3 separate regions of the Homo sapiens genome follow, and regions 1 and 2 are each linked to region 3. Evidence: chromatin contacts called from ENCODE Hi-C or POLR2A ChIA-PET data. All regions are on one chromosome and are shown on one strand. The core of a region is the stretch at or near the end of the contact, and the rest is flanking DNA. Distances in the headings are between cores, read along the strand shown.

The links. Hi-C counts contacts between places; a loop is a spot of excess contacts on that map. ChIA-PET counts read pairs that join two places held with the same protein, here RNA polymerase II (POLR2A). Pooled maps may share reads with other maps.
Region 1: a pooled map shows a loop between it and region 3 (3-fold over the local background). The contact joins two enhancer-like sites. A Hi-C loop is called at or near these places in 1 of 168 maps with a recorded cell type or tissue (astrocyte of the cerebellum) and 3 of 50 pooled maps. POLR2A ChIA-PET finds 5 or more read pairs at or near these places in 8 of 52 experiments (BJ, GM10248, HCT116 and 5 more).
Region 2: a pooled map shows a loop between it and region 3 (3-fold over the local background). The contact joins two enhancer-like sites. A Hi-C loop is called at or near these places in 1 of 168 maps with a recorded cell type or tissue (ovary) and 5 of 50 pooled maps. POLR2A ChIA-PET finds 5 or more read pairs at or near these places in 1 of 52 experiments (activated T-cell).

The regions. Positions count from the first base shown.
Region 1 is chr1:181,102,805-181,106,657 of GRCh38, reverse strand. No RefSeq gene overlaps it. Among named protein-coding and RNA genes, the nearest start is that of IER5, 16 kb to the right of the region's middle. RefSeq lists silencers at 839-888, 1,149-1,638, 1,659-1,718 and an enhancer at 411-1,305. Within about 2 kb of position 1,882, at least 29 of the 41 ENCODE cell types and tissues checked have a DNase peak (open chromatin) inside an H3K27ac peak, as active enhancers do.
Region 2 is chr1:181,060,968-181,064,841 of GRCh38, reverse strand. It overlaps MR1 (major histocompatibility complex, class I-related), which reads right to left. Exons shown (of 6, transcript NM_001385161.1): 6 at 2,904-3,874. Among named protein-coding and RNA genes, the nearest start is that of IER5, 26 kb to the left of the region's middle. RefSeq lists enhancers at 1,995-2,044, 2,685-2,814. Within about 2 kb of position 2,266, at least 16 of the 41 ENCODE cell types and tissues checked have a DNase peak (open chromatin) inside an H3K27ac peak, as active enhancers do.
Region 3 is chr1:180,979,042-180,983,086 of GRCh38, reverse strand. The region is part of intron 7 of STX6 (syntaxin 6); the gene reads left to right. Among named protein-coding and RNA genes, the nearest start is that of KIAA1614-AS1, 26 kb to the right of the region's middle. RefSeq lists a silencer at 1,320-1,399. Within about 2 kb of position 1,311, at least 2 of the 41 ENCODE cell types and tissues checked have a DNase peak (open chromatin) inside an H3K27ac peak, as active enhancers do.

The DNA of each region.
Region 1 (3,853 bases), core at 633-3,132, 120 kb before region 3:
CCACCTTCCTTCCTGGAGAGGAGGACCTACCCTTTCCTCTCTAGGGCTGGTGCCAAAGGGATGAACAATGTGATTGCTGGGGGGGCGGGTAGGGGTGCAGGGAGTCAAGAAGTGGGAAGAAGCAGCCGGTGTTCGAAACAAACCAGAGTAACCAAGCAGAGATGGAGGGAGAGAGATGTTTAGTCCTCAAGGTGCATTTCAGGAGTCTTTGACCAGTTCCCAGAAATTTCCTTCATTTAAGCTTCCAAGCAAAGAGACTGCTAATGGCAGCAACGGCAGTAGAATCCCCAAAGCCTCATCAAGGTGCCCAAATAATGTGACCTCAAGGTGACAGAAAAAAGGATGGCGTCAGTGAGGTAAAAGGGGCACTCAATCTAGGTAGCCATTTGCAATCTCCCTTCTGCTGTCCCACAGCCCAGAGAGAAAAGAAAAAGTGGAAAGGAAACCGTGAAAAGAGGCAGAGACATCAAGAGAGTTTCTGGAAGAGTCTTGAAAAGGGCAAGGACAGAAAGAAGATGCCAATAGGAAGGGGAGAGGACAATACAAAAGGTAATGTGGAGCTGAAAATAGGAGAGGGGAGAGTCGCCCTTCCATCAAATGTAATGATAAAGCTACCAAAGGAGACCAGAGAGTGGCGGAGGGGGAAGGTCAAATGGAGGCGTTCGTGAAGGCAGAGCTTTGGAGAGAGGGCCAAACGTGAGATGGCGAGCACACAAAAAAGGCGCTCCAGGAGGCAGTTGAGGGGGCTGGAACGAAGTGAGAGAGAAGAAGGAAGAAATCAAAGGGTTCATCGAGGGAAGGGGGCGCCTAGGAAACACGCCCGGGAGGGCCCCGCTTTGTCTGGCGTGGGCGGCGGCGGGGGCAGCACGTGCAGCCGGGAGCGCGCTGAGCCGCCAGGCTCCGAGCCGAAGAGCGCCGAGAGGAGACACGACGCGCGGGGGCGGCCCCAGCCCCTCAGACCAGCGAGACCTCTCGCCGGCGGGCCCAGCGCTGCAGAAGGGGCGCATTGTTATGTCCCAGGTCGCAGCAGATTGCCGCTGTCCTGCAATACTCTCGCATCCTGGCACCGCGCCACTGGCACGGCCCGGGGGCTGGAAATAACTGCGCCGTTCCCATGACGACGAGGAAGCTCCCCCCGCCCCCGCCCCGCCCCGCCCCGCCCGCTGAGCTCCGCCCACCGGTACCCGCCGCGGCCGCCTCCCCACAACGGAGCTCCCCCGGTCACCCTGGCAACGGCGGCCGCGGCGCGCGGGAGGTGACTCTAAAAGCGGCGGGCCCCGCCCCCGCCCTCCAGCCCGCAGCGCCGCGCCGCGCGCCCAGCCCCCGCCTGGGCCTGCTCTCGGGCGGGACCTCACTGGGGCAGCCGCGGGCGCCGGCGCAGGAAGCCTCCCTTCCCCCTCGGCCCGCCGGGCCCGGAAAGGCGGGAGCTGGGAGGAAGCTTCGCGGCGGCCGAGGCTGCGGGAGAGGACGAGCGCGCCCCATTTTCTCCGCGGAGCCGCCCCCAGCCCTCCTGACCTCCGCGCCCCTTTAAATCCTCCGCGGGTCTCCCCGCCCTTCCTGCTGGGATGGGAGGAGACCTTAGCGGACGGTGCTCTGCCTGTGCGGCCAGATGAAAGGGGGACTGGGAAAATGAAGCCAGCTCTTGCCGGTGGGCTGGGGGCGGCAGGAATCCGGAGCTCTGGCCGCTGGCGGCACTGGGCTTGAGGGAAGCGGCGGCACGGGAGGCGTCCTCGGGAGCCGGGGTCTCACGGTCCAGGGAACGCCCCCGCCGCCGGCTTGCTAGCGAGGCATCCCGTGAACAAAGAGGCCTGCTTCACCCTACTGGGGCGATCGCCCCCCGGAGGGAAGGGTTTCCACCTTGCACGGCACTCGCGCGTTTTGTCTGTTGGTTGTGGTGAGGAGGGTGTATTGCAGATCCAAAAGGAGCCTCTCGGCCTCCCAGGGTGTCTGGGTCAGAATTGAGACGTTCTGGGCGAGGAGGTGTTGGGAGGGGAGTAGGAGGTCGGAAGGAGAGAGGCCGACCCAGTTAGCTCTGTTCACACCGTCCCTCTCTAGGAGCGGAGCCTACACCTGACTTGTTTGGAATGTGAGCTTTTGCAGGGGACAGAGGCCCTGGCACGTAGAAAGTTCTAAACTGTCTGGTGAATTGCTGCAATTAAAACCAGAGCGGCTCCTTCAGTTGTCCTGGGTGGGCAGGGCATCCCAAAGAAACACAGAAAGTATGCAGGGTCCTTTGAAAATAGTGCCCATATCAAACAAAATATTAATACTTCGCATTTGTAAAGTCCTTTCCTCTAAGAATGTTGTCTCGTTCCATATATATTTTCCACTCCATAAAATTCTAGAGCACAAAGAAAGGATTCATATGGGAGCGAATAGAACAAGTAAAGACGGTCAGCTGTGGTCACAGTGGAGGAACTGAAGAGTTTAGACTTCACCAGCTCTTAGAGCCCTGTTTTCTTTGAAGTGGTTACAACCGAGTACTTTGGTGTGGCCTAAAGAGTTTGAAGGTATACAGTTAAAGGACCTGGAAATAAGATTGGGCTGGCCATTGGGGCCTTGCTTTTCTCATCTGTGAGATGATAGTTGTGAAAATGAGATTAGACTGTATGAAATATTCTTCGTAAGCCATAGGATATGTTATACAAATGCTTTAGTTATTGAAACATCTATAAATTGGTATACAAGTCATGATTACTGTAGTTGCAATACGGAGTTGGTGGGGTGCTTCAGATTTGCAAGCTGTAGGAGGTGGGAACAGGACTGAAGGGCTATGTGCTGATGAATCTCCTTCAGCATTGCTGTGGAATGGATATGCTTCCCCAAAATTCATATGTGTTGAAGCTCTAACCCCTAATGTGACTATATCTGGAAATAGGGTCTTTAGGAGCTCGCTCTCTCCTCTGCCATGTGAGGGTACAGCAAGAAGGCGGCCATCTGCAAGCCAGAAACAAAGCCCTCAACAGAACCTGACCATGCTGGCACCCTGATCTCAGATTTCCAGGCTCCGGAACTATGAGAAATACATTTTTTTGCTTAAACCACTCTGTGATATTTTGTTATGGCAGCCAGAGCAGACTAAGACAAATATGTCTTCGCTTGGAGCTAAGCGCCCCTCCTACCACCTCCACCACCTGGCGTTTTGTTCAGCACTTCCACAGTTGTCTCATTTTTAATTTGTAACCGTGTAAGTTGGAATTGGCAAGATTTATTTTAAAATGAAGAAGCTAAGAAACAAAAAGATTAAAAGGCCTGCTGAAAGTCACACAGATTGTGAATGACTGAACTAGAACTAGAGTCTCCCCAGACAACATCTAGTCCCTAGCATCTGCCAGGTTCTGGGCTAGATTCGAGGGATAAGGAGATGAATATGATTTAGAGGTGGAGAGGGTACAGTCTGGTCAAGCAAAGAAACGTGAACAAATCATTACATCAAGTAGAAAAGTCTGCAAGGATTCATTGGCCCAGCAGGTAAATGGGAAGGGTGGCCCAGGCAGGGGAAGACTGGGAAAACATGGCTTTGGGGGAGCCACAAGTGCTGCTGAGGATAGGGTACAGTACAGAGAAGGAAGGGGCAGAGATGTCCCAGATGCCATTGGAGATTCAGCTTTGCTTTCACTTTCCCAAGGACTCATGGCCTCCCTAGGGCCCTGGCCAAAGGGGAGACCTGAACTTAGAGATCAAGGCTAAGAGTCCTTAAGGACCTAATGTGCCTAAGGAAAAGCAATAGTAAACTCTTCCATTAGTTTTATGTTGACCCTTCTATAGAAAATTATCTTTGTTTTTGGACCTAGCTAGGGTCTCCTAAGGGGTTAGTTTATTAAAGCCCTAACCATTTGTAAGTAAGTGATAA
Region 2 (3,874 bases), core at 1,017-3,516, 81 kb before region 3:
AATCATGCCTCTGCCACTTATTAACTATATAACCTTGTCAAGAAATACAATTTATCTGAACTTCAACAAAATAATAATAATAATACCTGCTGCCAACGTTGTTATGAGGAATAGAAGTAATATATGTGAAGTACCCAGTGCATAGTAAGCACCCATAAATGGTGGCTGCGATTATATGGGACATGGGGAGCAGTCCCTGGAGAGCACGTAGAGGAAGACACATCCCAGATGCCATTTCTTTGCAATATGCTTGCACACACACATCTCCTTTAATCCCCACTTTGACACTGGAAGACAGGTATTGACTAGCCCCGGGTTTTATAAAAATGAGGCTCAGAGAAGTTAAACAACTTAAGATCACCCTGATACTAAGTGAAGGACACAGAATTCACATTGTGCCCTTAAGGGGTTTATAGTCCAGCCAGGGAGATAAGCCGAGCAGAAACAGATAAATACCAACACAGAATAGCTAAGTGTCAGTTGAGTGGCAGAGCTGAAAAGCACTTAGGCGTTTAGTAAGGGAATTATTTCTCTGAGGATAGGCTATCAGGAAGACAAAAGGAAACTAGAGGATTAGAAGTTCCTCTGTCTCACTGAACATCTCTGAGTTCCTTGCTGTCGCCATCGCCACTGCCTATGGGTCCTCTTAGCCCAGCCCAGCGGCTGCAGGGAAGGAGGCAGTGCTGAGCCCTTCATCCTCCCCATGTCCTTTGTTTCATGGCATATTTATGTGCAGGCCCTCCCATCTCACTTGAAAGTTTTATTCAACCTGTGTCTTCAGTATTACTATGAAAGCTCACTGTCAGAGTTGTATTTCTTTCTTTCTTTTCTTTTTTTTTTTTTTTTTTTTTTTTTTTTGAGACAGAGTTTCGCTCTTGTCGCCCAGGCTGGAGTGCAATGGTGCAATCTTGGCTCACTGCAACCTCTGCCTCCCAGGTTCAAGTGATTCTCCTGCCTCACCCTCCCAAGTAGCTGGGATTATAGGCACCAGCAACCACACCCAGCTAATTTTTTTGTATTTTTAGTAGAGACGGGGTTTCACCATGTTGCCCAGGCTGGTCTCGAACTCCTGACCTCAAGTGATCTGCCCGCCTTGGCCTCCCAAAGTGCTGGGATTACAGGTGTAAGCTACCGTGCCCCCAGCCAGAGTTGTATTTCTTCTGTTAGCAGAAAACCCAGGGACTGTTTTATAGAAATGCATTCTAGATTACAATCTCTAAAATTATTTTCTGTGATGTGAGCTTGATTTTTCTATAAGCATATGTCTGGGCCATTTTTGTACTTGCTAATTTTCAGAACATCATTGTGCTGTGTTGCCTACAGAGTCTGGCTTGTAGGAGCAGCAGTTCATTTTGTCAATATGCATATGTACTGAGTGCCTACTATGTGCCAGGCACTGAAGTGTCAGGCCTTATGGCGCATATATTTCATGAATGGTTGATTAACTAATGAAGGCCATAAGAATTTGATTTAAATATCAGTATTTGTGGCAGATTATTAATAAGAAACTGGGGTAAAAAAAACTCTGTGGCTTGAATGAAAATATGGTGTATACCATGCCACACAGAAAAAACGAATAATTCCTTGTGGCTGGGGGCAGTCTCTAAAAATGTCATCATTAGGCCCAGAAACATGTCATCTTGTAGACTAATTTCAAGTCTGTGAAGCTGCACTAGTTTACAGATCTTTGAAATTTGATCTCAATTTCAGTTGCAAAGACCTAAATTGGATTAGAACAGCTTGCCTGTCTTCTTCAGGGATCCTCAGGGACCAATGACCATTCAGTCTTTTAACAGTAAGGTGAAGGGCTGCCCATGTGCTCGGCCTTGGTGGGTTACATCTGGTTTGGCAACTTCCTGTTGTGTGTAACACAGGGACTGTGCATTCGTAGCTGTTTCGTGAGTAATATGCAGAGTGCATGTGTTGGGTATTTTAAAGTACGTGAGAGGGTTGTGTTTCAGCAGCTGATGGGATGCCAAATGTTTGACTTTTTATTATTCCAGCCCTTCAGATTTCCCCAGAATTGTCACCTTCTAGAGCGTGTGTCTTGCCAGTGTGTTCCAGGAATTCTCTATTTATGCCACTGTGATGTTGCTCAGAAAACAACAGAGCTTTCGGTTAGTTCAAGTAAACTTAGAATCTGCGCTGATGCCTCAGAAAGGAAGAAAGGCCAGGACGGCCTCGGCTTGGGTGGCACTCTTATTTCTCCCTTGGTTTCACTTCCTTATTTTCGTGGCTTCCCATTTCATCCTGTAGCCTCCTCTCAGAAGCTGTTTCCCCCCTTCCTACTCCCTTCCCACCCCCGGGTTGTTTCCCCGGTTGTTCCCACACTCTAGCCCATTTGTGTCCTCAGAGGTCTGGCCGCTGCCACTGCACCTGCCTCAGACCCAGTGTCACCTCGCCAGGGCTTCAGCCAGCCTGACCTTCCAGCTGCCACCCAGCAGCTCAGCTTAGGGACTCAGAACCTTCTGGCCCAGACCTTCATACCCAACTCCCGCCCAGGGGCAAATGCAGAAGCCTCTGCTGGTGCAGCCAACACGGAGTGGGGGCAAGGCGGAGAGGAAAAGCAACAGCTCAGGGTGTGGTAAGAGTGCTCAGGGTGCTTCCCAGCTCAGGGCATTGGTAAGAGTGGGTGGAATTTGCATGTTAAGAACTTTCATTAACCAAATACCCAAATGGTGACAGAAAAGCAAATTCAGACTAGTTACATTTCTGGAAGGTTTCAGATATTTGGGCCCCCAAGATGGCTGAGAACTCATTTCTCAGCACCTCTTCTCATAGCCTTCGAGAAAAACAGTACCTCCCATAAGAACCTCCGAATTCTATCTTTGTCTTTAATATGTATGTGTTGGGTGGGGTGGGGGTATTGATGGAATGTTTCAGATCACTAATCTCACAGACAATGCAATGACAAGATAAAGTTTATTAGATGGAGAATGTTAATACAGCTGAAACCTTTGAAGAATTCAGACCAGTCCTCAAACCATTCATCCTGAGTACCTGGAATGTTATATGATCTTGAGTGGGATATTTCCCCTCTATGACTTCAGCTGTAAGATGACACTGTTCTTTTGTACCAGTACATGAAGACTAGCTAATTAAAATACTATACTAGTTCATTCAAAAAGTATTTACTGAGTTGCTACTACGTACAAGGCATCATGCAAACAGACTGTGCAGTATTACATAAAATTTTTAAAATAGATTTCCATAAATAAACACCATGATAGGATTATGTAACATCTTCCAGGGAATTTTAACCGTTTGGATGTACTACACAGTGGTTCTGGTTCTACCAGTCTAAATGAATTGACTTGTTTTTTTTTCCACCATCACTCCTCCCTTTCAATTCAATTCATTCATTCTGGTGTGCAGCCCATTTCTGTCTATTTTCTAATGATATGACCAGAGCCACCATGTAGGCTTGTGCCCTGCACAAGGATAGATACCCCACTGGGGAACAAACGGGACCAAAATCTACTCTGTGTTCTGCTGGCCAAGCCGGGTGACCTGGCCTGGGCTGGCGTCCTCCCAGAAGAAGGGTTCATTTTTCCAGTTTGCACACATGTGCTATTTGTGGGTTAGCTGAGGCCCTGCTTATGTCTTCAGTTGGTTCACAAACCAGAAACAGAACAAATGGCCATCATTTGATTACAAATGTAATCAAACTAGATTTACAACCAAGGCTTGCTGAGTGGCATTATGGGTTTTATCCTGTTGCATGGCAAGCCGCTCATGCACGGGCTGTGCTCAGTGTCCTTTTTCCTCAGCCATGCCAGCCATGGGGAAGCAGGAGGGGAGCTTGTTGGAGAAGGTGGCCTCAATGAGAGCCTTGGTGCATTCCCCTGAAGCCACAGTTTGGGGCTTCTCCCTC
Region 3 (4,045 bases), core at 62-2,561:
CTTAACTGCGTTTACCATTTATTTATTGGTACTTAGTAAATGTTTTTAAGAAATTGTAAGGCAACAAAAATTGTAATGGCCCCAAGGCGCAATGGACCTATTACATCCAAAACAAAGAGAAGCTCCTATCTAGAGTCATTTTCTTCTTTCTCTTTAGGGACAAGTATCTTTGTTTCTAGCGGGCTCTTCATTGCCTGAAACTGTGCATATATGGGAAGCAGGCACCAGCTTAGTTCATCTGTCACACATTTAGAGAAAGGTTTGCAAAGTCTTTTCTGATTCCCTCTGTTCTCTCTTCTGCCTTCTCCCCTCTACTTAAAAACAAAACAATAAACAAAAAAAAGGTGTTTTAATGAAGAATTGTATAACCAGTTTAAACTCCAGGCCTCTCACTCATGTATGTAGTAGTTGCAAAGTCAAGTAGCTACTTCAGCACCAGTTCTGTTTGGGGAAGAGCAAGTGAACAAAGATGCACTGTCTTTGTTTCCCAGCATTCTGGGTATGAATAATTTAGAAAAGTACTTGCATTGTGAGAAGCGACCCAGTGTGTATAAATAGCACTGAAGTTTGCTTATGCTTTATTCTACTTTTTCCCAAAAGAAAAATTGGGGAAGCAATGTAATAACTTTGGTTATATTTGTATAGGAAAAAGAGCCAGGAAACAGAGCATTTATCCTGAACGGTGCTTCACTTTTGACAGGTTGCTTGTGTTTTCATTTTAATCTTTGCTTGCTACCCAAAGAAATACTCCCTAAGGACCTCTTCCTGCTTGGTGCTTTCTGCTTCAATTTGACAAACAAGCAATTTGTATTCGTCTCTGCTCTCCTCCATAATTTTTGCAGAAGTTCACTGCTTTAGTAATCAAACCTGTACATAAAGGAAGCCTATGGAGGCACAGCGAAGTGTGATTAAGTAGTTACAGGCACACAGGCGGACCATCTCCGCTCCCCGTGGCTGTCTGCTTCATGGGGAGAAACCAACCAAGACTCCACATTTACTTTTTTGAATGACCCAAGAGAGACACTAATTGTATTCTCCTACCCACAGAAGTATTTTATTTTAAGTAGATACTGAGATTTTTTTCCCTCTTACTTTCCAACATTCCATTAATCTTTTCTCTTTAGGGGAGAAAAATATTTTGAGAGAGAGAAAAAACTACCATTGGAGTTCTTTTGTTCCGCTCTGACTTTTTGAGGCAGGTCCTGAGCTTGCAATGCTGCTTAAAACTTTCCACTTGAGGTCACAAGAGCCCCTGTGGTTAGTACCCGTTCCTTCTATGCATGAAGCCTCTGCGGGAAGTGCTGAGAAGTCTGCTGGGGTAACAGCTCCCTGGGGTTACCTAGTTCATGCTTCGTAGAGGCAGCTTAGCCACTTCAGAGGAAAACGGCTTTAAAAGAACATCCTCGGGTTGTGCTGGCTTGTGTGGTATATGCTTCTCCTTGGTGAAAATTCCTACTTAATACAGTTGTGGAAGAGAAGGTGATTGGAGGGTGGTAGGAGGCATGAGTAGAGGCTGATGGAAAGCCAAAAAATGGAAATCTGGTTCAGTGTTGGAAATCTGGTGCTGAGAATAGCGAGATGCCTGAGGGAAGGGGGTAAACATAGGAGTGTGTGAGGTTGAGGGCGGGGTTGGAGAAGGAATACTTTCTCCGTTTTTGTCCTGAAAGAATCGCAACTAATCATTTTAGCAAAGTGGTTTTAAATTATTGTAAGCATTTTAATCTTTTTAAAAAATTAATAAACTATTTTTAGAACAGTTTTAGGTTCCTAGCAAAATTGAGCAGGAAGTACAGAGAGTTCCCATATAGCCCCCTTCCCCCATGCATAACTTCCCTGACTATTGACATCAAGCATCACGGTGGTACGTTTGTTACAATCAGCCTACGCTAACACATCATTAATCATCCGCAAAGACCGTTGTTTACCTTAGGATTCACTCTTGGTATTGTACATTCTCTGGGTTTGAACAAATGTATAAATGACATGTATCCATCATTGTAGCATCACACAGAGCTGTTTCACTGCCCTAAAAAATCCTGTGTTCCACCTGTTTATCCCTCCCTTCCCCCAACCCCCAAACTACTGATCCTTTGACTGTCTCCATAGTTTTGCTTTTCCAGCTTGCATATGGTTGGAATCATATATCACAGATCCTTTTCAGATTGGCTTCTCTCACTTAGCAGTGTGCATCTAAGTTTCCACTGTGCTTTTTCATGGCTTGATAGCTTATTTCTGTTTTAACACTGAATAATATTCTATTGTCTGGATGTACCACAATTTATCCATTTACCTACTGAAGGACGCCTTGGTTGCTTCCAAGTTTTGGCAATGATGAATAAAGCTGTTATAAACACCCATGTGCAAATTAGCCAGGCGTGGTGGCGTGCGCCTATAACCCCAGCTACTTGGGAGGCTGAGGCAGGAGAATCGCTTGAACCCAGGAGGCAGAGGTTGCAGTGAGCCGAGATCACACCACTGCACTCTAGCCTGGGTGACAGAGGGAGACTCTGTCTCAAAAAAAAAAAAAAAAAAAAAAAAAAAGTGCAGGTTTTTATATGGACATAAGTTTTTAAGTTCATTTGGATAAGTAACAAGGTATGTGGTTGCTGAATGGTTATGGTAAGAGTATGTTTGGGTTTTGTAAGAAACTGCCAACCTGTCTACCAAAGTGGCTGTACCAGTTTGAATTCCCACTAGGAGTTAATATTGCTCCACATCCTTGCTAGCATATGGTGTTGTCACTGTTTGGGGTTTTGACCATTCTAATAGGTGTGTATTGTTTCTTGTTTTAATTTGCCTTTCCCCAGTGACATCTAATGTTGAACATCTTTTCGTATGCTTCCCTGGCAGCTCTTTCATGGTGTTTTTTTTTTTTTTTTTGAGACAGAGTCTGACTCTGTCACCTATGCTAGAGTGCAGAGGTGCGATCTCAGCTCACTGCAACTTTTGCCTTCCAGGCTCAAGTGGTTCTTGTGCTTCAGCCTTTCAAGTAGCTGGGATTACAGGCCTGCGCCACCACGCCCAGCTAATTTTTGTATTTTTAGTAGAGACAGGGTTTCACCATGTTGGCCAGGCTGGTCTTGAACTCCTAACCTCAAGTGATCTGCCTGCCATGGCTTCTCAAAGTGCTGAGATTACAGGTGTGAGCCACCTTGCCCAGCCCCATCTCTTTTTTGATGAGGTGTCTGTTCAGGTCTTTTGCCCATTTTTAAAATCAAGCTGTTAGTTTTCATACTGGTGAGTTTTAAAAATTCTTTGTATAATACATTCTGGACAACAGTCCTTTATCAGATGAATCTTTTGCAAATATTCTACCCCAATCTGTGGCTTGTCTTCTCATTCTTTTGACAGTGACTTCACAGAGCATAAGTTTTTAATTTTAATGACATCCCAATTTCAATTATTTATTTCATGGATATATAGTGTCTTTGGTGTTGCATCTAAAAAGTCATTGCCATACCCAAGGTCATCTAGGTTTTCTCCTGTGTTTTCTTCCAGGAGTTTGATAATTTTGCATTTTACATTTAGGTCTGTGGATACATTTTGAGTTAATTTTTGTTAAGGTGTAAAGTCTGCCTCCAACTTCATTTTTTTGGCATGGATGTCCAGTTGTTTCAGCACCATTTGTTGAAAAGACTCTCTTTGCTCTGTTGTATTGCACTTGCTCCTTTGTGAAAGATCAGTTGACTGTATTTATGTCAGCCTATTTCTGGACTGTCTGTTCCATTGATCTGCTTGTCTATTTTCCTAATACTACATTATCTTGATTGATGTTATGGTAAGTCTTATAGTTGTTCCACATTTCTGGAATATTCTGTGCCAGGTTTTTTTTCAGTCTTTTTTTCTTTTTTCAGGTTTCTGTTGACAAATTGTGAAGCTCAGAGATCCTTTCCTTAGCTGTGTTTAGCCTACTAATGAGCCCATTAGGGGCATTCTTCATTTGTGTAGTCTTTTTGATCTCTATTTTTTTCATTCTAGAATTTCCATGTCTCTGCCTACATTATCCATGTGTTCTTGCATGTTGTTTACTTTTTCCATTAAAGCC